3 separate regions of the Homo sapiens genome follow, and all the other regions are linked to region 1. A link is a loop called in an ENCODE intact Hi-C map of the cell type or tissue named here. Cell type or tissue: GM12878. All regions are shown on one strand. Links, peaks and the distances in the headings refer to the core of each region. The heading gives the core; the rest is flanking DNA.

What was found. Hi-C counts contacts between places; a loop is a spot of excess contacts. Peaks named below come from ENCODE experiments on the same cell type or tissue, not always from the same donor. Only the 100,000 strongest peaks of a DNase experiment are listed, where the experiment ranks them.
Region 2: a loop joins it to region 1, with 2.7 times the contacts of the local background. A loop is called at or near these places in 3 of 110 quality-filtered maps.
Region 3: it touches region 1 in a loop (8-fold over the local background); 3 of 110 quality-filtered maps call a loop at or near these places.

Annotation. Positions count from the first base shown.
Region 1 is chr22:22,555,114-22,564,997 of GRCh38, forward strand. PRAME (PRAME nuclear receptor transcriptional regulator) reads right to left here and starts at 4,152. Exons shown (of 6, transcript NM_206956.3): 1 at 3,858-4,152; 2 at 2,432-2,467; 3 at 1,699-1,796. The coding sequence starts at 1,719. It overlaps LL22NC03-63E9.3 (a long non-coding RNA gene), which reads left to right and starts at 4,230. Exons shown (of 3, transcript NR_027426.2): 1 at 4,230-4,294; 2 at 7,750-7,859; 3 at 8,554-9,884. It also overlaps IGL. RefSeq lists an enhancer at 4,069-4,363. In GM12878, for the core only: a CTCF peak has its summit at 4,197 (motif pointing right); a DNase peak (open chromatin) is centred at 4,218.
Region 2 is chr22:22,416,899-22,426,820 of GRCh38, forward strand. It overlaps IGL, the pseudogene ASH2LP1 and the pseudogene IGLVI-38. Among named protein-coding and RNA genes, the nearest start is that of ZNF280B, 87 kb to the right of the region's middle. In GM12878, for the core only: a CTCF peak has its summit at 5,922 (motif pointing right); a DNase peak (open chromatin) is centred at 6,023.
Region 3 is chr22:22,502,881-22,512,802 of GRCh38, forward strand. ZNF280B (zinc finger protein 280B) reads right to left here and starts at 5,862. Exons shown (of 4, transcript NM_080764.4): 1 at 5,779-5,862; 2 at 4,930-4,990. It also overlaps IGL. In GM12878, for the core only: a CTCF peak has its summit at 6,000; a DNase peak (open chromatin) is centred at 5,971; H3K4me3 peaks cover 979 bases.

The DNA.
Region 1 (9,884 bases), core at 1-8,000:
GGAGATATTTCTGCATGTCCTGTCTACTGGTTCTTATGGTCCTTGTGGGCTGCACAGGCCAGAGTGGCCTCTGAGCTCATCAGGTGGGTGGTCTGCACCCTCCTCTCTAGTCATAGAATCCCAGTGGGGACCCCCGAAGTATCTGCACCAGGTCCTTCAGGTGTTTTTTTTGGAGTGCAGTGGCGCAATCTTGGCTCACTGCAACCTCTGCCTCCTGGGTTCAAACGATTCTCCTGCCTCAGCCTCCCAAGTAGCTAGGATTACAAGCACACGCCCCCACACACGGCTATATTTTTGTATTTTTAGTAGAGATGGGGTTTCACCATGTTGGCCAGGCTGGTCTCAAACTCCTGACCTCAAGTGATCTGCCTGTCTAGGCCTCCCAAAGTGTTGAGATTACAAGAGTGAGCCACCATGCCCAGCCTCTTTTTCTTTTTTAGAGACAGGGTCTTACTATGTTTCCCAGACTGGTCTTGAACTCCTGGGCTCAAGTGATCCACCCATTTCAGCCTCCCAAAGTGCTGGGATTACAGGCTTGTGGATACCAACAGCACCCGAGCACGGTCCCACAGTCCAACGCACTGTGCCGTCCTTGAGCCTTTAGTTCCAGCACAAGTCTCCCGGCTTCAACCCAGGTTGCATGTTCTCCCTGATCTCCCCAGGTGGCACCCAAGGATGAGGCAGTGCAATCTTGTTGCTCACTTCCCAGGACCGACACTTACCCCTAATGGCCCAAGCCCATGGGGCAGTGAGATCAAAGCCTCCTGGAGCTCATACTCTCTGACACCACTGGAAGTGTGGGCTTTTGCGTCTGATTACCCCGGGGAAAGGTTCTGAATGTAATCGTGGCTTTGGCAATAAGGTCCACAATGCATTAAGATTTTTTTTTTTTTTTTGGAGGAGGAGTTTCACTCTTGTTGCCCAGGCTAGAGTGCACTGGCACCATCTTGGCTCACTGCAACCTCCACCTCCTGGGTTCAAGCGATTCTCCTGCTCCTGTCTCAGCCTCCCAAGTAGCTGGGACTACAGATGTGGGCCACCACGCCCAGCTAATTTTTTTTCTATTTTTAGTAAAGACAGGATTTCACCATTTTGGCCAGGCTAGTCTCGAACTCCTGACCTCAGGTGATCTGCCCACCTCGGCCTCCCATGGTACTGGGATTGGGATTACATGCATGAGCCACCATGCCTGGCCTAGGGTTAATTTTTATTTTTGGAGACGGAGTCTCGCTCTGTCGCCAGGCTGGAGTGCAGTGGCATGATCTTGGCTTACTGCAACCTTCGCCTCCTGGGTTCAAGCGATTCTCCTGCCTCAGCCACTTGAGTAGCTGGGACTACAGGTGCATGCCACCACGCCCGGCTAACTTTCTGTACTTTTAGTAGACGCGGGGTTTCACAGTGTTAGCCAGGAATGGTCTCAATCTCCTGACCTGGTGATCCGCCCGCCTCAGCCTCCCAAAGTGCTGGGATTACAGGCATGAGCCACCGTGCCCGACCCTAGGGTTGACTCTCATACAAAGACAGCACGGGAAGTGAAATGCTCTTTTGTGGAAATGACCAGAAACAATAAAAGCGGCTCCTGCCTCTTCGTCTACTGTGAGGGACCTCAGGATGCAGCTCCCATCTGGCTCGAGTGACAAGGACAGAGGGGAACAGGGCTTCTCTGAGCACCTCAGACAGCTCAGGGGACCTTCTTACCCACAAACGCCTTCGTTCCATTTTGAAGCGACTTAGGCTGGCCTCAGGACCTCCAACGCTTGGATTTCTAGGTCTCAGTCACTTGTTGCCACGCACGTCTGAGAGTAATAATCAAAATGCTCCAAAAAGAAGAATACATGTATAATATTTACGAAGCAACGGCCTCCTGTGAAAACCTCCGCAAATACTGCTGAGGAAACTGACAACTGGCGACTCAATCCCGCCCTTTCAGTGCAAATCTCTGGCTCCAAACCTGAGCACCAGTGTTTCCTGGGCTGAACCAGGGGGCAGGAGGAACAACAGACCATGTGGTTGGTCACAAGTGACCCCTGTGGTCAAGGACCCTGACTACGGTCTTGCAGCGACATTTCTGCCTCTGCTCCCGCCTTCCTAGGACGCCTACGCCACTGCCTGGGCCGTCCCCAACCCCCAGCACCTTCAGAGGGGCCGAGTCCCAGAGCATCCACCGCATTACAAATGCGCACCCACCCTGGAGAGCTCCAACCACGAGCACCGCCGCCTCGGTTCAAGGCATCCTTACAGCCACAACTCCTCAACTGGGGCCAATTTTCCGGGGCAGGCGGCCCGGGGTGACCCAAGTGGCGCACATTATTTTCTTTGGTCTTCAACCCATTTCCAGAGAGAAAACAGGGACCCGGGACAGGGGTGGTGCTGGGGGCACAAGCCCAAGGTCACCCTGCGGGGAAGCGGAGGAATCAGGGCTCGAACTTACGTTTTTCCTCAGAGAGTTCACCACACCGCGAAGTTGCTGGAAGGAAAGAACGAGACAATGGCTCAGCTAAGCGCCCTAGCCGCTGCGTGGGGCGGGGGGGGCGGCGGTGGGGACCGGGGGGCTGGGCAGCCTGGTCTGACCAATCCCCGTTTCTCAGTCCTTCCAGGGCAAAATCTCACGAGATCCAGTGAGGTCGCCCAGAGAGTCGAGAGGGGCTTGTTTTCAAAGACTGGGAGGAGGAGGGGCAGTGGGGGAGGGGCAGTGGGGGGAGGAGCAGAGGAGAAGGGAGCAGGAGGAGGGGAAAAGGGGAGAGGAAGTTGGAGAGCAGAGGAGGCTGGGGGTGGGGAGGAGATGGGGGTGGGGAAGGAGGGGAGATGGGGGTGGGGAAGGGGGGGCGGGAGGAGGGTTAGGAATGGGGGAAGGAAGACAGGGTGGGGGAGGGGTGGGCATGGGGGAAGGAAGACAGGGTGGGGGAGGGGTGGGCATGGGGAAAGGGAGACAGGGTGGGGGAGGGGTGGGCATGGGGGAAGGGAGACAGGGTGGGGGAGGGGTGGGCATGCGGGAAGGGAGACAGGGTGGGGAACCGAGAAGAAAGACAGTGGGGGGGGATGGAGGAAGGAACACAGGGTGGGGTGGGGGGTCGGGATGGGGGAAGGGAAACAAAGAGTGGTGGAGGCGTGGGGATTAGGAACGGAGACAGAGGGTGGGGGAGGGGTGGGGTGGGGGAAGGGAGACAGGGTGGGGGAGGGGTGAGGATGGCGGAAGGTAGACAAGGCGGGGGAGGGGTGGGGATGGGGGAAGGGAGACAGAAGGGGGGGAGGGGTGGGGATGGGGGAAGGGAGACAGAAGGCGGGCCAGGGCGGGAATGGGGGAAGGGAAACAGGGTGGGGGTGGGGATGAGAGAAGACAGAGGTTGGGGGAGGGGTGGGGATGTGTAAGAAAAACAAAGGGTTGGGGAGGGGGAGGGAAAAGAGGCAGAGAGTGGGGGAGGGGGTGGGGATGTGGAAAGAAAGTCAGAAGGTGGGGGGTGAGGGGTGGGGATGGGTGAATACGTGATGGCTGCGGCCTTTCCCACCAGACAGTAGGGTGGGGGCAGGGTGGAAAAAGGGGGTGCGGTGGGCGAATGGAGAGGCAGTGGGGAGGCGGGGGGCTGACTGGGAGTGTGGGACGGGGTGTTCTGGGATCACGGAGACGTCCAAGTCTGGACTCTGTCCTGGGTCTGTGCTTCTGGCGACCTCCCTTTTCTTCAGTGGGATGCGGGGTGCAGGGGCCGGTTCCAGGGTCCCCTGAGCTCAAGTTCTCGCCCCACCCCGCCCCGCAAGTCTAGAAAAGATGCCCCTGGCCTTGGCTGGGTAATCTCTGGATTTACCTACTTCTGTAACCCCCCGGGCTGAAGAGACCACCCCCCGGGATTCAATTAACTTACTCTCTGGAGCGCGCGTTCCTCCCTGCTCCCGGGAGTCGGTTTCCCAGAACTTTCTGAGGCCCGCGCATGCTCCCCTCGACTCCCCGTGTTTCCACTCTCCACAGAAATCCACGCATTCACGCCCCTCCCCTCCCCCGAGCCTGCAGAGGACTCCGCCCTGCTTTCCCTACATTCAGGGCTGCTCCTTTTGTCGCCAATACAGACCTGTTGACAGGTCACGCCTGGGAAGCGGGTGGGGTGTCCCGGAGCGGTGCTGAGGCGCTGCAGGCCCGGCTTCTGGCTGCGGGGGAGCTGTACCCTGAAGCCTCGCCGGAACTCGCGTCTGGGGCCAGCAGGGGGCACTAGAGTCAACAGGGACTGTATGCAAAACCCACTTCCTCCCAGGCCCTCTAGGGGGATGGTCAGGCTTCTGCAGAGATGGGGAGGATCCTTTCCTGGTAAGGGGAGAGGGACGGGCTAGGAGCCAAGCGGAAGGACCCCGTGTTCAAGGCCCTTCAAGGGACGGGACAGGCGAGGAATCTCTTTGAGTCTTTTGAATTGTTTTATCAGTCAGGCCTGGGAAGTACTCCGCCTCCACAAACTCTGTTTTCCTGAAAGGGGTCGGGGGGGGGGACCCCAACATCTCCTGCCACAGGCTATGATGGGCATGGTGGCTAAGAGCAACAGGCCGCGTGGTGAGGCTGGCTTTTTGTGGCTCTGCCCTGCCATTCCCCGAGGCATCCCCATGCCAGTGAACAGAGCTGCGGGTTCCCAGCTGCACAGATGAATGCACGAACAAAACATAGGTCCATGCAAAGGAAGTCATTGCATTGATCCAGATTCGACCTGGGATTGTCGCATAAAACAGGGCTGATAAAAACCGTTGTGTTTTCACCTTCGAAACAGAGACTCAGCCTCCCCCTCTCTGCTTGAGGCATTCAGCAAAGGTTCGTCCTTGAGTGGCTGTGGATGCTCAAGGACTTACGATTTCTGACTTTATAAAGTTTAGGGTGAAAACAAAAAACAAAATAAGAAGACCATTGTTTTAAAGTGGCCGTTGTAGCTAATTATCTCAAGAAAGCAAACAGGCTGGTACTGAAAGTTACACAGGCGGGCGGCTCCCTGGGAGGGTTGCCCAGCTCTCCTTTTCTGAGACCTGAGCAGGGAGCAGCCAGAGGAGCTTGAAGGGATGGTGTTCAGGGCATGGGAACAGGCTGCACACATCTTCACGGAGTACGGTGCTTGTCCAGTTTGAGAAGGGAAAGAAACTGGGGCAGAGGGCTGATGAGAAGGCAGCAGATGGATAGTGCGGGATTGAAAAGGGGATCCATTTGAAGACTGGCCACCATTATTTATTTTCATCATCTGATTGCTGTTGCTCCATTGAGATCGATGCGTGGAGAACAAGTTGGGGAGTGGAACAAATGGCAGGGAGGGGAGAGAAGTGAGTGAACATGACCCTGGTCCAGCCTCATAGGACAGAGCGTGGTCATGAAGTCCACAGAGGAGGACAGGTAGGGAGGAATCATGGCATGGCCAGGTTGTAGGGCAAGAGGCAGAGAGGAGAGAGGATTGTGGAGGATGCCTGCGGAGTGCCGACTGTCAGTCGAGGCTGGTCCTTTATTTATTTATTTTTTTTTTTGAGACGGAGTCTCGCTCTTGCCCAGGCTGGAGTGCAGTGGCGCGATCTCGGCTCACTGCAAGCTCCGCCTCCCGGGTTCATGCCATTCTCTCGCCTCAGCCTCCCAAGTAGCTGGGACTACAGGTGCCCGCTACCATGCCTGGCTAATTTTTTTGTTTTTAATAGAGACAGGGTTTCACCGTGTTAGCCAGGATGGTCTTGATCTCCTGACCTCATGATCCGCCCACCTCGGCCTCCCAAAGTGCTGGGATTGCAGGCATCAGCCACTGTGCCTGGCCAAGGCTGGTCCTTTCTTTTATGGCGATGGGTGTTTGAAAGTTGCACATACCAAAATAAACTCACTATTTGTTGACCCAAAGTAAAACCCTGAGGGTATGAAAGGGAAGGGCTCATGCTTACATGGCTGAGATAAAAGCTGTCTCAGGAAGCTGGGTGTGGTGGCTCACCCCTGTAATCCCAGCACTTTGGGAGGCCAAGGTTGGAGGATCCCCTGAGGCCAGGAATTGAAGACTAGCCTGAGTGATATAGCAAGACCCCATCTATATTTTTAAAAAGGGTTGGCTGTCTCGGGACTTTTCGAAATAGCCCTGCAAGACATTCCTGTTTTGGAATCACAACAATTTAGATAAGATGCTTTTGAAAGAACACCTGCCTAGGCACAGCGTCTCCACCAATGAACTGATGCCAACTGTGGTTTTGAGTCTTCATAACCGGTGAACTGTTTGCAAGCAGCTTATTTAAATCTCTTTTTTTGCCAATACAACCTTCCCTTTGCCCTCCCCTCTTGAGATGCATATATGGCTTGCCATAGCTGAGCATCTTAGGTTATAATGCTTTTTCTCTTTTTTAATTTTTTTTTGTAAATTTATATTTATTTTTATATTTATTTATTTTTTGAGACAGGGTCTTGCTTTGTCACCCAGGCTGGAGTGTAGTGCATAATCGTAGTTCACCACTGCCTCCAACTCTCGGGCTCAAGCAGTCCTCCCACCTCAGCCTCCTGAGTAGCTAAGACAACAGGCATGCACCACCATGCCCAGCTAATTTATGTATTTACTTTATTAAAAATTTTTTTTTTTTGGTAGAGAGAGTCTCACTGTGTTTCCCAGGCTGGGCTTGAACTCCAGGCCTCAAGTGTTGCTCCCAACTCGACTTCCCAAAGTGCTGGGATTACAGGCATGAGCCACCATGCCCAGCGTATAATTTTGTATTCTAATTCCTGAATAAATTCAACAAATTTGGAGGTGTTTTTTGTCTGATGGTTCCTTTTGGTCGACAACTGGAATGGGAGAGGAACAGTGTGAGGGCAAACATCAAGTGCTTTGCTGAGCTCCGGGTGCTTTTTTTGGATAAGACACAGAAAATACAATAAGATGTCTGTAATGTTTGATTTTTTTCCAGGTTTCTTGAGGTATAATTGACAAATAAAAATTGTATGGATTCAAGGTGTACAATTCATATACATTGATCCACATATACCTTGTTTGATGATTAATCAAATTAGTTAACACATCTTTCACCCCAGCAGTCAATGTGTGTGTGCTCTGTTAGCAAATTTCAATTAATAATATAGCATTATTAACTATAGTTACTATGCTGTATATTAGAGTCTCAGGATTTACCATCTTATAACTAAAATTTTGTAGCCTTTGACCAACATCTCTCATTCCTCCCACCCACAGCCCCTGGGAACTACCATTCTACTCTGCCTCTATGAGTTCCACTTTTTGTGTTTCTTTTTTCCCTTTCCTTTAATTTTTTTTGTATTTGTTATATTACCAAACCATGTCAAAAGAGTTCCACTTTTTAGATTCCACATATTATTAGCTCGTACAGTATTTGTCTTTCTGCATCTGGCTTATTTCACTTAACATAATTTCCTCCAGGTTCATTCGTATTGTTGCAAATGGCAAGATTCCCTTCTTTTTTATGACTGATGATGTCTGTCTGCAATATTTGAAAAAAAAATGCAGATCACGTGAATGATTGTCTAATGTAATTCTATTCATGTAAAATTGTGTATGACCATAACAGTCACTCATTCATTGCTTCGAGTTCTTTACAATCGGATGCCATATTCCTGGGGCTCTGCTAGGCCTGAAATGGGGAGTAGGAGTTACAAGGTTCCTGGGATATCAGTAATTCATATTTGTGAATGTCTTAGATAAGTGGGCTAACATGTACAGAAAATGGTCACTAAAATGATAACACTGTTTGTTATAAAATACTTTTCTGTATTCTCTTGAACTTTTTTTTTTTATCATTTATTAGACTGCTTCAGCTGCCATAACAAAATATCACAGACTGGATGGATTAAACAACAAAAATTTATTTCTCACAGTTCTGGAGGCTGGGAAGTCCAAGATCAAGGTGTCAGCAAGGTGGGTGTCATTCTGAGGCATCTTCTCTTAGCTTATAGGCTGAGGCCATTTTGCGTTGTGCTCACGTGACCCCTTTGTGCGCATGTGTGGAGAGAGAGCATGGGTGCTTCTTCTTATAAGGATGCTGAAAGTTATGAGAACCCGACCCTTGTGACTTCACTTAATCTTAATTACTTCCTTAGAGGCCCCATCTCCATATACAGCCACAATGGGGATTAGGGCTTCAACATATGAATTTGTGGTGGGGGGACGCAAACACTCAGTTCATAAACATATGATTTTTTTTTCCTTGATCGGCAATGAAAATAGAGGTATCTTCATTTTGGAAAGTGAGAGTCAACCTGTGCTGAATTAGAGTGATGACAAGAGATACTTTAAGACTGCAATGAGGGAAGCAAGGGACGGGGACGCATTTGACAGTCTGTTCTGCTCTGCTCCTGGAAGTGAGAGAGGCTGAGTCGGGACTAACCTTTGCACGGATGAGATAGAGAACTGAGAGAGAAAAGTATGTATTTTTCTATGACCACCTAAAATAAACCTGGAGTTGAAGGGACCAGCACTCTCAACCTAACCATTCTGGGAATAAAAATCATAGAGACCTCGCTGATTAATGGAAACAATTTGCCTTTCGATTTTCTAAGCAGGTGAATGCAAGGAGTTTGTGAACTTTACTGCTGTTTTCGTGTTTTTTTAGGTGAAGACACTGACAGTAAGAAAAGGCAAACCACAGGTCCAAGACAAAGTGGTCAAGTCAAGAAGGAACTCAGGCTGTGTAGTCCTGGTGCAAGGCTCCTTGCCCCCAGCGTGGGGTCACACTGGCTGGCTGTGCTCCCACGACACTTAGTGCATACTGGGCTCCTGACTTAATAACACGTGTTTGAAATGGCCCCTGATTCCCAATCTGCTGCAGGATTCTGCAGATGCGCAACAGGCCACAGTGGAAGGTCTTGGAGAGAATTCAGAGTGGCTTGCCTACGTTCCCATGACCGTTTGTCTTAATGGGAGAATCACCATTTTGGAAAATTCTTTTGGAGGCCAGGCGCGGTGGCTCATGCCTGTAATTTCAGCACTTTGGGAGGCTGAGGCAGGCAGATCACCTGAGGTCAGAAGTTCGAGACCAGCCTGGGCAACATAGTGAAACCCCATCTCTACTAAAAATACAAAACTTAGCCTGGCATGGTGGTGCACACCTGTAGTCCCAGCTACCCGGGAGGCTGAGGCAAGAGAATCGCTTGAACCTGGGAGGCAGAGATTGCAGTGAGCCAAGATTGCACCACTGCACTCCAGTCTGGGCAACAGAGTGAGACTCTGTCTTAAAAAAAAATTCTTTTGGGGCTAGCTGTGAATGAGCTCAGAGGGAAAGGCAGGAGCCTTCAGGTAGGGAGCAGCATGATTCCACCCCAGATTCAGGCCTCCTGGGTGTACAGAGGGCAGGAGGATCCTCCCCAGGTATGTGAGAGGAAGGGAAGATGAGGTGTTTGGGTCAGTGAACACACTAGAAATCCAGGTGCTCACTGATGGATTGTGCTTGGCATCTCTGTTCTGCCAATCCAGCCTCAAAGCAACTTTGGAAGAGGATTTATGCGCTTCACACGCTTCCAGCTTGGGCCAGAGCATCTGCACACTCCCCTGGGTATAGGCCTCCAGGGCTTGGAGCAACGGAAGAGCTAAGAATTGTCAGTGCTCAGGAGGCAGATTTTCAGGGAGGATCCTCTTGCATCTCAGGACATGGAAAGGGCTAACAGAGCCTTAAGTGTCCTGTCCCAGTGCTGGGGTCTCAGAAGGCAGCTCTGGGGCATCTCCACCATGGTCTGACTTCTGCTGCTTGAAACCATTCTCCCTCACGGCACAGGCAAGAGTCCTCAAGGAAGAGCACCTGGGCACCTGGGTTGACTCTTCCTCTCTCCAGGTGGAGAGAACCAGTAGAGTTTACCTGGGGTCATGCTCTGAGTTAATCCCCCTCTGCATTTCTTTCTCTTCTCAGGGGCCTGGGCTCAGCCTTGACTCAGCCTTCCTCAGTGTCTG
Region 2 (9,922 bases), core at 1,029-9,028, 140 kb before region 1:
AAAAATAAAAAAATAAAAAGGAAGGAAAGTCACTTGTATTTCTATACTTAACCAAACAGGACACCACCCAAAATGAAATTAAGAAAACAATTCAAGAGGACCCACAGACCCTCTGAAGGAAGGGGACTGCACCCGCAGGACCCGGGAGACACCGCAAATACTGTGAGTGCCTCAACTGCGGAAGTGGGAAAAGGAGACCCTCCTCTCCCAAACACACACCCCTACTGAAGAATGTGAAAGTCTGTTAGCAGGAGAAGTTCTCAACTTTACCTGGAACGGAGTTAAGTTAGACAGCCAAGCTCAGTGAAATACACAGGTGTAGGAGGTAGCGGGGAGGCCCTGGGAACTTGCTGAATCCCCAAGCAACCCATTCCTTTCTGGCACCACAGGAATACATCAGGAAGGAGGACAGACAAGCAGCGGGTAAAACTCCACGGGAAGAAGGACTTCCCTAGCTGAACTTTGCAACAATTCGAATCGGGTGAGAGGCCTCCTGGCTCTAGTATCCATGGCACTAGTATCCATGGCTGAGAGGCCCATGGATAGTTCACATCACAGGACTCTGTGCAGAAACCCCCAGTACCAGCCCAGAGCCGGGTAGACTTGCTGGGTGGCTAGACCCAGAAGAGAAACAAAAATCACTGCAGTTCAGCTCGCAGGAAGACATCCACAGGAAAAGGGGGAGAGTGCTACATCAAGGGAACACCCCATGGAACAAAAAAAATCTTACCAGCCTTTAGCCCTAGACCTCTCCTCTGACAGAGCCTACCAAAATGAGAAATAACTTGGGGGGAAGAGTGGGAGAGGGGCGAGGAGTAAAAGACAACAAACATGGTACAGTGTATACTGCTCAGGTGATGGCTGCACCGGGATCTCACAAATCACCCCTAAAGAACTTACTCATGTAACCAAACACCATCTTCCCAATAACTTACAGAAAAAAAAAAAAGAATATTATAACAATGGAATCATATATTATGCAGCCTTTCAGCATTGGCTTTTTTCACGGAGCACAATTTCCTTGAGATATATCTGAGTTGCGTTGTATCAATTATATAGTTTGTTTCTTTTTATTGCTGAGTAATGTTTCATGGTACGGTTGTATCAAGCTTGTTTAACCATTCGCCAGTTGAGGAACATGTGGATTATTTCCAGTTTATTTTTTTGGCTATTAGGAATAAAACTACTATGAACATTCTTATACATTAAAAAAAAAAGAAAACAATTCAAATTTCGTCATTAGAATGAGTAAAATGCGGCTGGCACGGTATCTGGTGCCCATAATCCCAGCACTTTGGGAGGCTGAGACGGGGGATCATCTGAGGTCAGGAGTTGTTAGAGACCAGCCTGGCCAATATGGTGAAACCCTGTCTCTACTAAAAAAAGATTAAAAAAAATTAGCTGGGTGGGTGGCACACTCAGTGATTGCAGCTACTCATGAGGCTGAGGCACAATAATCACTTGAACCCAGGAGACAGAGTTTGCAGTGAGAGGAGATGGTGCCACTGCACTCTAACCTAGGTGACACAGTGAGACTCTGTCCCAAATAAATAAATAAATGTAAAATACTTAAGAATAAACTTAAGAAGGTAAAACACTTGCACATTGAAAACAATAAAACATTGCTAAAAGAAATTGAAGAATACACAAATAAATGGAAAGACGTTTTTGATTATGTATTGGAAAACTCAATATTGTTAAGATACCAGTAGAAACCAAAATAAAATATACTATAGAGTCATCACAATCTTTATCAAAATTCCAATACTACTTGGTACAAGAATGGATATAATTCTAAAATCCAGATACCCAAAATAGCCAAAATAATCTTGTAAAAGAAGAACGTTGTTGGAATCCTGACACTTCCTGATTCCAAAGCATACTAAAAAGATACACTAATCAAAACAGAGTGGTACATATAGACAGACATACAGACAAATAGAATAGAATTGAGTGCCTTGGAGAAAACTCTCAGTTATATGGTCAAATGATTTTCAACAAGCTTGCCAAGACCATTCGTGAGGGAAAGAACAGTCTTTTTAACAAATGCTGTTGAGAAAACTGGATATCCACATGCAATCTGGAAGTGAATCAAAGACACAAATGGGAGAGCCACAACTGAATCTTAAAAGAAAACATTGGGAAGTAGGTCCACAACGTAGGGTTTGGAAATGATTTCTTGGATATGGCACAAAAAAGACAGGGAAAACATAGAAAAAGAAGAATATAGATAAATTGCATTTCATCAAACTGTAAAACTTATGTGCAGCAAAGGACACTACCAACAGAGTGAAAATGCAGATAATAGAATGGGAAAGATTGTTACAAACTTTATATCTGATAAGGCATCCAAGCTATAGAAAGAACTTCTACAACTCAACAGTAACAACAAAAATAGGAATAACCCGAAAAAAACAAGGACAAAGGACTTGAGTAGATATTACTACAAAAAAAGATCTACGAATGTCCAATAAGTACATGAAAAGATGTACAGCATCACCAATTATTAGTACACTGCAAATCAAATCACAATAATATACAACTCTATACCCATTAGGATGGCATTAACCAAATAACAGAAAATTAAAAGTTCTAGCAAAGATGTTTAGAAATTGCAACTGTTACGATTTGCTGGAGAGACTGCAGAATGATGCTTCCACTGTGGATGCCTTATGGCTGTTCCTCATAAAATCAAACATAGAATTACCATTTTATCAGAATTTTCACTTCTGGGAATGTGCCTGAAAAAATTGAAAGCAAGATCTCAAAGAGAAAATTGTACATCCTCGTTCATAGCAGCATTGTTCACAATAGCTAAAAGGTGGAGGCAGCCCAAGTGTCAACTAATGAATCAACAAGATATATTATACACACACAAGGGAATATTATTCAGCCTTAAAAAGAAAGTCTGACCCATGCGATGGCATGGATGAACCTTTAAGACATCATGCCGTCAGAAATAAGCTGACTTCAAAAGGACAAAAATTGTTTGCCAGCCCTTATATGAGGTACCTAGAATAGTTAACTCCACAGTGACAAGAAGTAAAACGATGTTTCCCAGGTATGAAGTTTGGTTTGGGAAAATAAAAAATTTGTGGAGATGAGTGGCAGTACTGTGGTTGTACAACAGTGTTAATTTACTTAATGTCACTGAAGTATACATTTGAAAATTGTTGAAATAATGTATTTTGTGTATGAATATTTTACTACAGCCAAAAAGAGGAAGATTTATGTTTGGTGCAGTTTCTCTACCTCCAAGAACAGTGGAAACCTACAGGACTAGGAGAGTGTGCATGAGTATCCAGGACACTCTTCCTTTTATGCCAGCCCCACAGCATCCAGGACACCCTTCCTTTTATTCCAGCCCTGCAGCATCCTAACAAGTTAAGAGAGTCAGACGTACCTCATTACAGGTGACTCAGAATAATATGAGAAAGTCTAGAGGTGGCCATGATGTTAGCGGTGGGTGCCCAACCCAGCCCAGGAGCAGCCGCAAATGCAACAGTGGCCAAAGAAGGGGAGATGAAGCTGGTGGCAGAGGTAGCAGCCCCTCCAGCTGGAGAGGGGCATCTGCTTCTGTACAAAATGGTTCACAGTTGATAAGTCTTGCATAGATGCCTCATCGTTTACCTCATGACCAACTACAGTTTTCATTGCAATGTACGTTATCATAGCAGTAATGTCTATTTCCTCCTGTAGCAAGCAAACATGAACGAAACGTGCTTTACTGCTTTGTCCAACAGGACATGTTAGTCCCAAACACAGGCTGAATGTTTAAAGGTAACGTTCTCTAAAGATAAGGATATTATACCATTTATTGATAAATACGGGGATTGCATGATGACCATTCAGACACTTGGAATAATTACTTGGCTAAATAACATTGTTTAAACAATGAGTAAATTTAGTTATTCTTTGCAGAGCAAAAAAGATCCAAGTTTCACCAGTCCCTTGGCAAACACTACATTTCAAACTATGGAAGGGAGACATCCTGAAATTTTGTGCTACTCTTTCTGAAGACACAGAAACAGTCAAGTCATACCTAATACTTATGAGCATAAAGCTTTGATAAAATTCAAGAATTATTTGCATTTTGAGGAAAAAGACTTTGTCGCTAAAGCAGAGAAGAACCTAAAACGGACTCCTCATAGTGAGCTAATATTTTATAAAAAGGTGTCAATCAAGGTGTGGCTTACAAAAATACTTTCAAGGATGTTTACTTTCCAGCCATCTCACTGGACAAGAACTGGGTGGTTTTCATTAACTTTGGACTGTGCTTTAATTTCCTAAAAATGATGTCACTTACTGCCCTGAGTGACATGGGATGGGATGCTGTGGTAGAGCACACTCTGGCTGATGTCTTGTACCTGCTGGAGACAGAAAAGGATGGGAGACACAGTCCTCCACAGGAAATCTCAAATGGGTCCCTCTTTCTTTTCAGATATGGACTTTCTGGGGAGTAATACTGTAGGGCTTTTCTTGTTGTTGCCTTTAACTGTCTCAAATGTTCTCCCAAAGATGCTACTGAACACAGCCTCTCCTTTGAGCAAGTTAAAAGTCTGGGTACGACTGCGAGAGGCTCCTGCCTGCCAACACTCTTTCTCCACTTTCAGTGACTGCTCTTCTTCTGAGGGCCGTAAACCAACAACTGCTCATCCCAAGATCCACTAAGCCCTCTGGGAAATTGGTGCTGTACTGCATACCCTGCCTGCTGGGACTTGTTACATTGATGTATTTTCTAAGGAGTGAATAATCTTGTCCAAGTAACTAACTTATTTAAAGACATTTTCTTCGGTGGGCACTGACTCCATGGCACCCGTTTTCCAAGGAGTTGGTGAGCTTGTTTCTGAGAATGCCAGAAATCAATGTACATTCCAAATCATTCTAAAAGTGATTTCTTTTTGGTGTGGGTTTGGTTTTGTTATTAATTTTGAAATATATCTTTGAATACTGAGATCTCTGAAACTACTAGATCTCTAGAAGTGTAATTGGGAAAGAAGGTTGCTTGCAGCTTTAACAAAATGAGAAACTCTTCCCAAATACAACCTGTTTTGAAGTTAAAAAAAAATGTGACATTAGAACCTGCAAAATCTAAGAGTTTCCAACAGCAGTCTCAATTCTGATGCTAACTGTAAGCTAGGGACTCCCCCAACAACGCTTCACTTCTTATGATTCCCAAGAAGGACTCACATCACTCACTGAAACTTGTGACGTTTGTTGATATGATTTTTTACAACAAAAGAATGCAGATTAAAATAATTCAAGGAAGGAGGTACATGGGCAGAGTTCAGGAGAATTCCAAGCACAGGCATTCAGTTGTCCTCTCCCAGTAAAGTAATAGACAATGCTGCATTCTCCTGGCAGCAATGTGTGATTCTGTGCATGAATTATTGCCAACCAGGAAAGCTCGCTGAAGCTTGGTGTCCAGGCAGGTTTTTTTGGGGGTGTGAGTTGGGGATGGGGTTGCTTATGTAGACCTTGTTGATCATCCTTATGGCTGACTCCGACTTGAATTTCCACTGAATTGACAATAAAACTTCAACCTTAAATATTTGGTTATTTTCTTTTTAATAAATTCTCTAAAATAAATTATTTTGAAAATGCTCGCTTTAGCTAGCTGTTTATCCAATATGAGACTCAACATAAATAGTTTCAAAAAGCCAGTGGGTCATTAAAACAATTCCTTTAGTCATCCAAAACATTCAGATAAAAATTAACACCATGTAACACTAAAATCGAATTATAGTCACTGGGGCTGGATTTCAACAACAGGAAGAGAAAGTAGTACAAATAGGGATGAGCAAAAAATAGACAAGTAATGGATGTGAATTGGCCTAGGAAATTTACAGTGGCAATGTCAAAAAGGTAAATCAATAGTTATTTGACAATACATGCTCAGTCCAGGAAAGCCACCAGGGGGCGGTCTGGGTCGTCTGCATCATAAGAAGCTCAAGGAGTTCAAACTGAATGAACCCTGCACAGTTGCTCACTGGGTCGTGTAAAATGTTAGAGCAGCTGCTTCCTCCCGCAACACACGGCCACTCTGGGCAGTCCCCTCACAGTGTGGCTGCTCTCAGGGCTGAGAACCTGGGTGGTGCTAAAGGTGGTGAATGTGGTAAAGATTTGCATAAAGCACCACACAACACACCTCCTCCACACAGGGATCTCAGTAGCATCTTCAAAGGATGGGCTTTCTGAGCTAAGAGCAATAAGAAGAAACTTTCTAAACTTACTAAAATTTATTTATTGAGTTATGTTCAAAGCAATACATGCCTATTACATAAAATCAGAAAGTATTTAAAATCACCGAGTCCTCGGCAAAGGTTCTTTATTCCAAGCAATCAATATGACTATTTTTTTTTATTTGGATGCATTCTTTCATTTTTGTTCTCAGTATTTCCACAATGGTGATCAAGCCTTGTGCTTTTTCATCTGCTTTTATACCCCTTTATGATCTAGTCATTTCAGGTTAATGTAAGTAGTGTTCCATTTCTTAAAAGGGATAAAATATTTAAATAGTTGCTAATTTTATTTTTATTTGAATACCAATGAAATATTATCATTTTTAGATAATTCTTATTGTTTGCTACTCAAACGAAGATATGATATTATCTTATTATTAAAACACTCCTGGTAACTTCTGTGGATTTTGTGAGGTCAGAAAAAAAATGCCTGAAATTTTCAGTGGAAAGCCTTGAGTACATTACACCTGACTTCACAATGCAGTAAATAGAGAAACAAGAGTTTCCGATTCATGTAAGAAGGAGCATAACAGATTAAGGTATGAGGAATAATTTATATCCAAAACTACACCAGTGTCTCCAGGCATGTGTTAGAACAGTACCCCCCAAATTCTGTTGTGCATATGCATCTTCTGGGGATTTTACAAAATGCAGATTCTGATTCAGTGGCTCTGGAGTGAGGACACAGTCTCTGCATTTCTAGAAAGTTCCTACCACACAAAATCCACATATATGTTTGAACAATAACAAGGCCAGCCAGGAGAAGAGGCTCAGGTGTGTAATCCTAGCACTTTGGGAGTTTGAGGCAAAAGAATTACTTGAGGCCAGGAGTTTGAGACCAGCCAGGGTAACGTCACAAGATCTTTTCTCTACAAAACATGTTTTTAAATAATAAAAAATGAATTAGCCAGGCGTAGTGTGGCATGCTTGTCATCGTAGATACCTAGGAGGCTGAGGCAGGAGGGTCGCTTCACCCCAGGAGTTCAAAGCTGCGATGAGCTATGATTATGCCACTGCACTCCAGCCTGGGTGACAAAGTGAGACCTTACCTCTAATAACAAAAACAGCCATAACAAATTCATAAGAATAGTGTAAAATAAGGAGAAACCTTGGCAGACAATAACCTAAGAGATATCTCAGACATAGTGAACTAATGTGTTTGGATGACAGAAGAACCCCACACTTGGCTGGCTGTGGTGACTCAGGCCTGTAATCCCAGCACTTTAGGAGGCCAAGGCGGGCAGATCACCTGAGGTCGGGAGTTCCAGACCAGCCCGGCCAACATGGAAAAGCCCCGTCTCTACTAAAAATGCAAAATTAGCCGGGCGTGGTGGCGCAGCCTGTAATCCCAGCTACTCGGGAGGTTGAGCCAGGAGAATCACTGGAATCCGGGAGGCGGAGTTTGCGGTAAGCTGAGATGGAACGAGCCACACTCCATGCAGGAAGACGACCAGGGAGGACAGCTGCAAAGCAGGGAGAGGCTCCCCTTTCTTTAAGAAACAAAACAAAAGCAAACAAACAACTAACCTGACCTCCCCTCTGGCTCCCATCCAACATTCTTACTAGCTTCTCATCTAGTCTTTTCTGTAGTGTAGCCCATCCTTACCCTCTCCCCTCCCACATCTCTGATTCCTGAATTCCCTTCTTGGGTCTCTCTCCTTTTCCTGTCAACCACTTCTCCCCTCTATCATCCTGAGTTAATTATCAAGAGCTTTATAGCAGGAAGCCTATTGGTATTTTTCCAGATTTTTTTTCTTGGAATTGGACATTCATACATTTTCTCTCTTTTTTTGGGGGGGTAGGGTGGGGTGGGGGTGGGGGTAGGGACAGGGTCTCACCCTGGTTGCCCAGGCTGTGGTCTCAACTCACTGCAACCTTCACCTCCTGACTCAAGCAATCTTCTCAGCTCAGCATCCCAAGTAGCTGTGACTATGGGCACGCACCACCACACCCTGCTAATATCTTGTATTTTTGGTAGACATGGGGTTTCCCCATGTTACCCAGGCTGGTCTTGAATTTCTGAGCTCAAGTGATCCACCCTCCTCAGCCTCCCAAAGTCCTGGAATTACAGGCATGAGCCGCTGTGCCCAGCCTATTTTTTCTCTTTTACGAGCCTCTCTGATTCCCTAGTTCTGAAGTAGCCCAGAGTTGGCTGATTCTCCTATTTTGCCTCAGCTAGCACTTCCTCCTTCTCCTTTTTTTTTTTCTCCTTCTGATCCCTGGAGTCCTCTGCATTTCCACTGAATCCAGTGAACCACACAAGCATGCTCATTTATTCTCCCCAAACTCCACCACTCTGCCTTATGTGCTGATCCAGTGAGAATCAAGAAGGAAGAGAGACCCATGGATTTCTGTGCAGCCTGGAAAGTCAGTTCATGGCTGGACTTGGCTGGGACACCAGACACCTGTCTCCCTGTCTCTATTTAGTATTCATAGGGCCCAGCAGCTGCATCCTCCCAGGGTGCCTGAAGAGTCACTGACCATGCTCTCCTACCCAGCCTCAAGAAGCCACCCAGTCCTCGAGAAGTATAATCAGACTCAGCATCTTATGTGAAGGGAACAACCATGGGGACAGGTTAGACTTGCATTGAGTCCCCTCCTCTAAGAAGGGCCAGGGAAAAGGGGCTGTTCCCCCTAATCTGTGTGGCTCAGGAAGTAGAGCTCCAGAGACTTCTCTACCATGGCCTGAATCCCTCTGCTGCTCACCCTCCTCAGTCTCTGCACAGGAGGCTGGAGATAGAAAGGCAGGGACTGGCACTGGGAGGACCAGGGCTCTGCCTTGCTCCCCCGGCTCACCGAGCCACTTCCCACACCCTGTGTCTCTGTCCTGACTCTTAGGGTCCTGGGCAGTCAGGGCTCACTTGGTGGCCTGCACAGTTTGTCTGTGACTAAACCAGCCACCATCTCCTGCACTGGAAACAGCAGCAATAACGTCCTTGGAATTGTGTCCTGGTACCAACAATGAACAGGAAGTGTCCTTAAACCTCTGATCTGTGGATGTAAATATCCACCTGCAGATCCAGAACTGATTCTTGAGTGATCAGTCTGGCAAGGAGGCCTTCCTGAGCATATCTGGGCTCCAGGCTGAGGACAAGGCTGATCATTAACGTTGGATTTGGACAGTTCTCTGGAGGCCCCCACGGTGCTGCAGTCTGTGGGGAAGTGAGATGGGAACATTTCAGGTCTCCTAGGAGCACGACCCGACAGCACCACCTACAACTGGGAAAACTGGGCTGTTTACCATTTGTGTTCATGTTTGCTTGGGCTGGTGCTAGCCAGGGCCCAGGTCTCAGGTCAGGGACAGTGATTTAGAGAATGCAGCTTTGTTTCCTCAGAGTCAGCCCTCAGAGAAAGCCCATAGCAACAGCATTGTCAAATTGCCTCAAAAAAAATCAGAAAGTCCTTGGTTCCTGGAACAGGCTGCCCTAGGAACAGAGCCCAAATCGGTCAGAGCAAGCAGGGACACAACTGTGCAGAAAACAACAAGTTTTACTTAGGGAGATAACGGTTGACTGTATAAAATGAGAAATATGTCACACTACTCACTTGTAAAAGTAAGTTTACCAATGCTATTCATTTCCCTATATCACTACGTTGAGTAAAAACTCTAAAATGTATGAAACCACTGTAGAGATAACTTTTGCTGAATTGCTACTTTAACATGTCATGGATCATTTATT
Region 3 (9,922 bases), core at 1,354-9,353, 51 kb before region 1:
GAAAATTATCCTGGACTATACAGGTGGGCCCTAAATGCCACCACAAATGTCCTTGTAAGAGAAGCAGAGGGAGATTTCACACATACTCTAGGAAAAGGTGATGTGAAGACAGAAGCAAAGATTAGAGTGACATGGTCACAAGCCAAAGAACGTCACATCCACAAACTAGAAGATGCAAAGAATGGATTCTCCGCTAGAGTTTCCCAGGGGAGGACAGCCCTGCCAACATCTTGATTTAGGTCTTGTGAAACTTATTTTAGACTTCTGACCTCCCGAACTAAGGGAGAATAAATTTTTGTTGTTTTATGCCACCAAGTTTGTGATAATTTGTTATAGCAGCTATGGAAAAGTAATATAGGGAGTGACTGCTAATGGATACAAGGTTTCTTTAGAGTTGATGAAATGTCTTGGAATTAGATATTGCTGATGGTTGTACAATTTTGTAAGTATATAATACTAAAAACCATTCAATTTCACACCGCAAAGGGTGAATTTTATGGCATATGAACTATATTTCAAAGAAAAACAAATGCCTAGTAACAGGCTGGTATAACCCCCCATCTCCCAACAACTGCTGCTAAATTTTCAAAGCACCATTAAGCAGACTCAATTCGTAGCAAGGATAATGGAACAATGCAAGCTCATCTAGCGAACAAAAAGAATTAAGCTAGTATCAGGTGGTCAATTTACAAACTGTAGTGGGAGTCATACATTCCCAAGGATGGAACAGTTATATCTCCTTGCAGAGTGAACTCTTCTCCGATACCAAGGACTTGGAAGACCAAATAAATTATACGTAGGATTACCAAATATGCTGGTATGACCAAGACAGTTATAGTTTAAACTTCTATCTCTGTGGAATTATGGATAGTGCCACTCTTCAATCTTTAATAAGTCCTTCAGTTTAGATGATAAATTACATAGTCAACCTAGTTATAAGGAATCTAGAGGTTGTGAAAAGCTGTGAGAGCATATTCTATGCAGACCACATAGGTCCTATCATGACTCCCTATGTAACTTGGGTCTCTGCGACTGGGAAGCTCCCAGGGAAAAAACCCCAGTTAAGACTTCTGCAGAGCATTCACATTTTGTTTCAAACTTATACAACACTAATGCTAAAGCTCAACTCTCAGAATTGTATTATTCAGTATTATCCAAATAACTGATTAATTTACACACTGAAGGGAAAGAACAAGGAATGGACCTAAACACACTTGTAGTTTACAAGTATAAGAAGCTAACAAAGAATAAGATTAAAATAACTTGTGCCAGGCCGGGCATGGTGGCTCACGCCTGTAATCCCAGCACTTTGGGAGGCTGAGGCAGGTGGCTCACGAGGCCAGGAGTTTCAGACCAGCCTGAACAACATGGTGAAACCCCATCTCTACTAAAAATACAAAAACTTAGCTGAGCGTGGTGGCACACGCCTGTAATCCCAGCTACTCAGGAGGCAGGAGAATTGCTTGAACCCGGGAGGCAGAGGTTGCAGTGAGCTGAGATTGTGCCACTGCACTCCGGCCTGGACAACACAGCAAGACTCCGTCTGAAAAAAAAAAAAAACAAACAAACAACTTGTGCCCACATTAACTAGGTGTTAAAAGCCAAAAGGTGAAAGTCACTATTCTCTTTTCACATATCAAATTGACCCTAAGGTAATATTGCTGCATTAGAACTGAGCTGGTGGGAGGGATGTTAAGAAATTAGGGAGAAATTGTTAATCTACAGAAAGACCATCATATAAGGTTCTGTGTGTAGCCAAACATACACATTTGATGTTCTGATGTTTGCTATTTTAGTGGAACTATAGCTATAAAATGTATTCAATCAGTAGAATTAAAACATATCCCAGTCCACAAAAAACTAAGAGAGAAATTATACAGGAATGATCAAGAATCTGCACAGTTCTCATAATCTCATTACTACAGAGAAAAGGAGAAAGGGAAGCATCAAGGTAGTATTTGAGACGAATTTAAGAAGACCACTCATTCAATAAAAGTTTGGTGGGCCAACAAGGTGCCATGTATTGGTCTGGTGATATAGCAGTGATCCAAAGTCTTTCACTTCAGGGAGCTGACATTCCAGAAGGGGTAGTCAGAAAATAATTTTTTTAACAAAAGTAACATGGTTATATAAACACTAGGGAGAAAAATAAAGTAGGAAATGGAGGCAGGTTGATACTCACATAACATGAATATGGCTATCTGGGGAAGAATACTCCAACAAAGGGAACAGCAAACACAAAGCCTCTGAGACTGGAGCACTTAACACATGCAAGGACTGATCAATAGGCTAACACAGGTGGACCAATGAAAAGAGTGACAAGTTAGAAATGAGATAAAAAATGAGCTGTTTGTGGCAAAGGAAAGCCAAGATCATGTAGGCCATTCTAAATTCTTCAGCTTTGGCCAGGTGTGGTGGCTCACATCTGTAATCCCAACACTTTGGGAGGCCGAGGCGGGTGGATCACCTGAGGTCAGAAGTTCGAGACCGGCCTGGCCAACATGGTGAAACCCCGTCTCTACTAAAAATACAAAACGTAGCCAAGTGTGCTGGCACGTGCCTGTAGTCCCAGCTACTCGGGAGGCTGAGGCAGGAGAATTGCTTGAACCCAGAAGACAGAGGCTGCGGTGTGCTGAGATCATGCCACTGCACTCCAGCCTGGGTGGCAGAGCAAGACTCCATCTCAAAAAAATAAATAAAAATAAAAATAAAATAATAATAATACAAAAATTAGCTGGGTGTGGTGGCGGGCACCTGTAATCCCAGCTACTTGGGAGGCTGAGGAGGAGAATCACTTGAACCCAGGAAGCAGAGGTTGCAGTGAGCCGAGACTGCGCCATTGCACTCCAGCCTGGGTGACAGAGCGAAACTCCATCTCAAAAAATAAGTACATAAATAGACAAAAAATAAAAACAAATTCTTCAGATTTTACCCTGAGTGTGATGAGAGATTACTGGAAGGCTCTGAGTGAGAAGTAATATGATCTCACTCATTTCATTAGGATTGCTGTGGCTACTGTGTGGAGAATAGACTTTAGAGAGTAATAGTGGAAGCAGAAGACAAGAAGCTACTGAAATATTATGAACAAAAGATGATGGTAGTATCAGACAGGATGGAGAAATAGAGATACTAAGAAGTCGGACTCTAGATAAAAATCTAGAAGGCCCACAAGGTTCATTGATGGATTGGGTTTGGGATGTGAAGGAGAGGAGGAGGACACACAAGAGGTAATGCTGAGCAGGTAAATCTATGAGATCAGAGCCCAAGGAAAGTTCCGAGGTAGGTACTTAAATTTTGAAGTCTTCAGTATGTAGCATTATTTAAAACACAAGACTGGATGAGATCACTCAGGGAAAAGAGGTCTGAGATCTAAGCTCTGGAGCATTCCATTGATTAGAGGTCATGGAGATGAGAAGGAGCTGGTAAAGGAAATTAAAAAAAAAACAATTATTCACAGCCATTCAGGTGGGAGGAGAATTGAGAAAGAGAAGCATCCCAGAATCCAATGGGGAGGAGAAAAGGAACTGTAATATATGCTGCCAATAGATCAAATAAAATCACGAAAATCAACTAAAACTGACCAATGGATTAAGCAAAGTGGAATTCATTGGTGACCTTGACAGCAGTGGGTTTAAGGAAGAACGAGAACAGGAGATAGCAAATACGGACAACTCTGGAGAAATTTTCCTGTAAGGACAAGCAAATACAAATTAAAACAAGCAGATGGGAGATGTGGCATCAAAAACGAGATCTTTAAGGTGAGGTGATGGTACAATCAGTATGTTTGCTATATTAATGATCTGGAGAGATAGAAAACTTAACCCTAGACAAAGAGAAGTCTTGCTAGAATAATATCCTTAAATAAACAAGTGCACATGTAGAGGTTCTGGCCTTAGCAAGAAGTCAAATTATTCACCCAGAGTAACAGGACAATGCTTTGAGATCCTATGGAAAAGGGTTAAATGGTGGATAAATGGTTGCGGTGGCCATCCTCCAAGATGGCCCTAAATGAATCCCACTTCCTGGAATTCACATAGTTGTAGCCCTCTCCCACTAACAGGGTTGGCCTGTGGGATCAAGCACATACAGCAGGAAGTGATGGTATGCCACTTCAGAAATTAGGTCATAAAGACTCTGCCCTTCATCTTGGGTACAAGGTCTCTTGAATCATTTGCTCTGAAGTAAGCCAGCTGCTGTGACATGAACAGCCCCATGGAGAGGCCCACAGAGCAAGGAACTGAGGCCTCTTGCCAACAGCCCAGTGAGTGAGCTTAGAGGCAGATGATCCAAACCAAGTCAATTCCGCAGAGACTGACAATCCAGCCAAGGGTTTCACTGAAACCTCATGAGTGACCTTGAGCCAGAAACAGCCAGCTAAGCCACTCTTGGATTCCAGACCTTCAAAAACTATGAGGTAATAAATTTTTTTTTAAACTACTAAGTTTTGAGACAATTTGTTACACGGCAATAGATAACTAATACAATGGGTCTCACTGAGCTGTAATCACAAATTGCTGGGCACACAATTCACTATAATCTCACCTACTGGCATGCAATGACTTCAGATGACCTCCCCTGTCCTGCTGCATGCAGTTACCTCATGAAATACAGTCGCTGAGAAAGAGGGTAGGATAAAAGGAGTCAGCTTTATATAACTTAACATCCCTGATGCTCTTTTTTTTTTTTTCAAGAGATGTGGTAAAAGAATGCCACTACCACCCTCTCCTTTCTCAACAAAGCAATTTAGAGGGTTCCCGAATGACCTACATCAACAATTGGCCTGAACTAATCAAACACATCATTCAGATTCCCTCAGTAAAATATTGAATACCAAACAGCTATGTTTCAGCAAAGGAAAGGGCAGGGGAGCGAAACTGAAGGACGAAAATACAACTTTGGTCCTCATCAGGGAGACTTCTCTTTTCTTACCTCAGGTTTATTACAACGCAACTTTTAAGAACTTGAGCTATTCCAGGCAGAAGGTCACATCCTTGAGGTAACCAGAGAGAAGCATTAGTTACTTACATGTCACAAGAATATTTTCGATCCCACTGCCTGACATTGCCATTTAGGTGTTTATCAATCATCTCACACTTAACCAGATAAGTGAACTGAACTCCTTTCCCCCAGATCTGTTCCTCCAATCTACCCTACCTTAGCAAAGGAAAACGTCCCACCCGCCAACTGCCCAAATCAAAAGCCTGCAAATCACCCGAGGTCCTGGCTCTCACGGGAGGGACTCCATTAGGGTCCCAGGGGCTGCATTAAGAGTCCCGACAGCGACGCAGTAAATGAGACAAGACGCTGCGGTAGGGGAGAGAGACCCATACATTCAAATGCCTTAAGGGGTCTGGGCCTACAGGTCTCCAGAACTGGGGAGGGCCTGGGGTTACAAAGCAGTTTTCAGATTTTTAAATACATTGAGCGCCAAAAGAGACCCCGCGGGGGCGATGGGGGAGGGGAGCGCACTGGGAGCCAGGAAAGGCCCCTTCTCCAGGAGGCCCGGGCCCAGCCCGGGGGTGGGGGCGTCTGCGTGAGGGAGTGGAGGCTGATGTAAAAGTGGCGCCCGCTGAGATTAGGGAAGGGGGTGTGCGTGAGGGGATCGTGGGACCTGCTTCTGCCCTGCACTCCCCCACAGAAAGCGGCTGTATTGCAAAGGCCGCTCCGGCAGCGCACGGCCAAGCGCGGTGTCGCGACCCGCAGGGCTGCGGCTCGCCATGAAATCCCTCAAGTCTCCCCTCAGGGAACGCTGAAGCCGCGCCACGCCCCCGTCCTTACCAGTCCGGATCAGCTGCTGTTCGCGAGCTGCCGGCCACGCACCAGCCCCGGAGGCGCTCCCGGGGCACAGCCGGCGGCGACTACGCCTCCTCAGGCCCCCGGCGCCGCCGACGCGCACGCCTCCACACGCGCGCGTCCAGTGGAGACCTGCGATTGGCTGCCAGGTGCCGGCGCGAGATCGGCGCGGCTCCGAGCTAGGAGCATGCGCGCGCTCTGACGCCCCTGGTGGCGACGGCTGGACGCGGGGTTAAATTGAGAAGGAGGAGGGCAGCAGCAATACCCCTGAGGCCTTGAAAGGATCTTGGGTTCCGGATCACGGTTCCAGGCAGTCAGGGTTCCAGAGCTGAGGGGGTATCCAAGCAGTCAGGGTTCCAGAGCTGAGGAGCATCCAGGCAGTCAGGGTTCCAGAGCTGAGGGGCACCCAGGCAGTCAGGGTTCCAGAGCTGTCGCAGCCAGGGCTTGGGGTGGGGGGTAGGCTTCCAGTCCATCAGGGGATGGTTTGCCCACCAGAAGGCCAGCTGTTATAATTCTCAGGTGTGGTCCCTTTGTTGACTATCCATGCTTAAGGGATTGTGAGGAAACAACTGAACCTAACATCTGTCCTCTTCTAGTTACATCTGGGGCCAGTTGAATCCAGCCTGCCACCTGTTTTTGTACAGCTGGCAGCAAGCTAAGAACCGATTTCACGTTTTTTTAATGGCTAAAAAGAGAATATTTTGTGGCATGTGAAAATTATATGAAATTCAAAATTCAGTGTCCATAAATAAAGTTTTATTGGAACAACAAACATGCCCATTCCTTTCGGTATTATTTATGCCTGTTTTCCTGCTTCAACAGCAAAGTTGATTAATTGCCAGAGACCATGTATGAAAAGCTTAAAATATTTACTGTCTGGCCCTTTACAGAAAGTTTGCCCACTCAGTTTACTTGCAGCTTTGATTTTTTTTTTGAATTGACCAATTCTGCCAAAAGTCTATTTTAGCAATCTTTTTGGGGGGCGGGTAAATCGCTTTTGGTTTAATTAATCTATAATGTTATTTTCTTATCTATTTTATCTATTTCTTCCATTCTGTTATTTTCTTCCTTCGTGACTTCATAGGCTTGTTCTGTTACTTCTCATTACAACTTTTGGAGAAAAATGCCTACCTCGTTTGCTTGTAAACTTTTTTGTTTCTCTTGTATTTAATGCTATAAATTTACCTTTAAGTACCAGTTTAACTGTGTCTCACCAGTCCGCTTGGTAATATGTTCATTATCCTTCAATTAGATATGTCCTAATTTTGCTAGTTGTTAGAAATGCTTGTTCCCTGGTGCCGCAAAGAAATAGCACTTGAACATAAATTTAATTTTCTCAGCAAGGCCATTTTCACTTTCTGCAGAAAGGGTACACTCGCCAGCAGTTTTGCCACGAGAGTACCCCAAACAAAGGATACAGGGTTATTTATAACCTGACGCATCCACCCTACTGCTGTGTCCGGTTTCCATTGGCTGGAACAGGACCTCACATTCTGTGTTTGTCCCGATTGGCTAACAACTTAGAACTTTCTAAAAGAGGCAAAGGCAGAGGAGAACAAAGGAAGGAGGATGTAACTTGTAGAATGCTGAGAAAGGTAAAAACACCTCCAAATAGGAAGAGGAACAGGCTATGACCTAATGCTTGCTTGGACCAGTATAAGCATGCAAGGGCAAATATTTAGGCTAAATTGTGGGAGCTAAGAACACAAAGTATATTAATTTCTTTATTACGGCTAGCAGATATCTAAGAATGTTAGCACAGGTCTTTGAATAAATTTTACTTCTAAGAGAAGTTACTATTTATTCGTAATTAGACAGGGAGGAAAGTCTTTGAAGAGGAACCTCTATTTTTTACATAGTGATTCTTTCTAACACAAGGGTTATATAGTATATGTTATTTATTTTTGAAATCTATGAGATTTTTAAAAGATTTTTTAATTGTATTATAATCAAATCACATGGCCTAAATATTACTCACCCTTGCATTTGAAGATTTCTGTTCAGTGAAGTGTACCATAGTCAAAATGAAGAGATCATAGATGTAAAGAAGATATTTGCAGTATCTAAAATGTATATATGAGGCTGATATGTAAAGATATTTGCATTATCTAAAATGTATATATGAGGCTGATATGTAAAGAAGATATTTGCAATATCTAAAATGTACGTAAGAGGCCTGGCACGGTGGCTCACACCTGTAATCCCAGCATTTTTGGAGACCAAGGCAGGCAGATCACTTGAGGTCAGGAGTTCAAGACCAGCCTGGCCAACATGGTGAAACCCCATTTTTGTACAAAAAATACAAAAATTAGCTGGGTGTGGTGGCACGCGCCTGTAGTCCTAGCTACTCGGGAGGCTGAGGCATGAGAACTGTTTGAACCTGGGAGGCAGAGGTTGCAGTGAGCTGAGATTGCACCACTGTACTCCAGCCTTGGGCAACAGAGCGAGACTCCGTCTCAAAAAATAATAACATGAAAAATAAATCTATGAGAAATGATCTTCTTTTGGCTTCATAATAATTCCAATGTCCATCAGTAAATTAGTATCAACTAAGCTCCAGGCTTTATTCAAATGTCACTAGTTTTTCCCATCATCCTTTTTGTTCCAGATTCCCACCCAGGATACTGAATTGTACTTGGTCATTTTGTGTTCTTAGCCTTCTGTGGTCTGTGACAGTTTCTTAAACTTTTCTTGCTTTTCATGACCTTGACAATTTTAAGAAGTAAAGGTCAGGTATTTTTCAGAGTGTCTCTCAATTTAGGTTTGATGTTTTTCTCATGGTTACACTGGGGTTATGGTTTTTAGAAGACTATCACAGACATGATGTGTCTTTCTCATAATTTCTCATCAGCGATCCATGCTATCAATAAGACTTCCTACTGGCTTCTCCGCTGTAAATTACTTCCCCCCCCTTTCATACCTTATTCTAAATCTTGCCTACATGCAGGAAGGCCGTGAGGTCTCATTGAAGGAAAATTATCTACACAAGTTACTTTGCAATTCTTCTTTAAGGAAGATTTGTCTCTTCTTCCTTTAGTTTTAAATTAATCAAAAATAGCTTTTTAGTTTTAAATTAATCAAAAATAAAATAAAAAATTTAGTACCTCAGTCATACTTGCCACATTTCAACAGATCAATAGTCACCTGTAGCATATTGGACAGAGCAGAAGTAGAGCATTTTCATCATTGCAGAAAGATCTACGGACAGCACTGACTTAGATCATTAGTCAACCTTTCTTCTTCCCAAATATATGCATTTAGAAATATAAATTCCCATGAAATGCTTTAGTTCCATCCCATAAATTTTGTGGCTGTTTTCAATATCTTTCAGTTCAACATTTTCCTTTTTTCACTGCAATTTCTTAGAGGAGCTATGGGTTATTCAGAATGAGGACCAGGACTGGGGTGAGATAAGCAAGGAGGCTGAGGCACATTAAGGAGAGACCCACGCCCAGCTTCAGGTATGGCATATTGTCACCTTAGGTTCCCTGCTTGCCTCACCCTAGTCCCAGCCCTGTTTAGAAATGTATTGCCTAATTTAGGAACTTTGGGTTTTTTTTCAGTGATCTTTCTGTTACTGATTTGTAAGTTGATTCCCGTGTACTCAGTGGGTAACTACAAAGAGCCCCACAGCTAACATCACAATTAAAGTAAACTATTCTACCTGAGTTTGAGACCAAGAAAAGCACACCCATGAAAGCCACTTCAATTCGCAAAGCATTTGGAATAGCCAAGGCAATTTTGAACACCAAAGTTGGAGAAATGAAACTACCACACGGAGGATTATGCAAAGCTACAATAATTAAGATACTGCAGCATTAGCACAAGGATAGAGAACAGGACAAATGAAATGAAATAGATTCCAGAAACACATATATACAATCATACCTGATTCACAGTTTCCACGGCAATACAGTAGGGAAGGAGTGGTCTTTTTAGTAAGTGGTGCTGATTGATTTTGGGTATGTATATGAAAAAATTAGTCTTCATGCCTTATCACACCATTAACAAAAAATCAGTTTGAGATGTCTCATCAAAACAGTAAAGCTTCTAGAACATAGAAGGAATATCTTTATGTCGTTTGTAGACAATTTCTTAAATAAGACTCATGAAAGATAAACCATAAAAC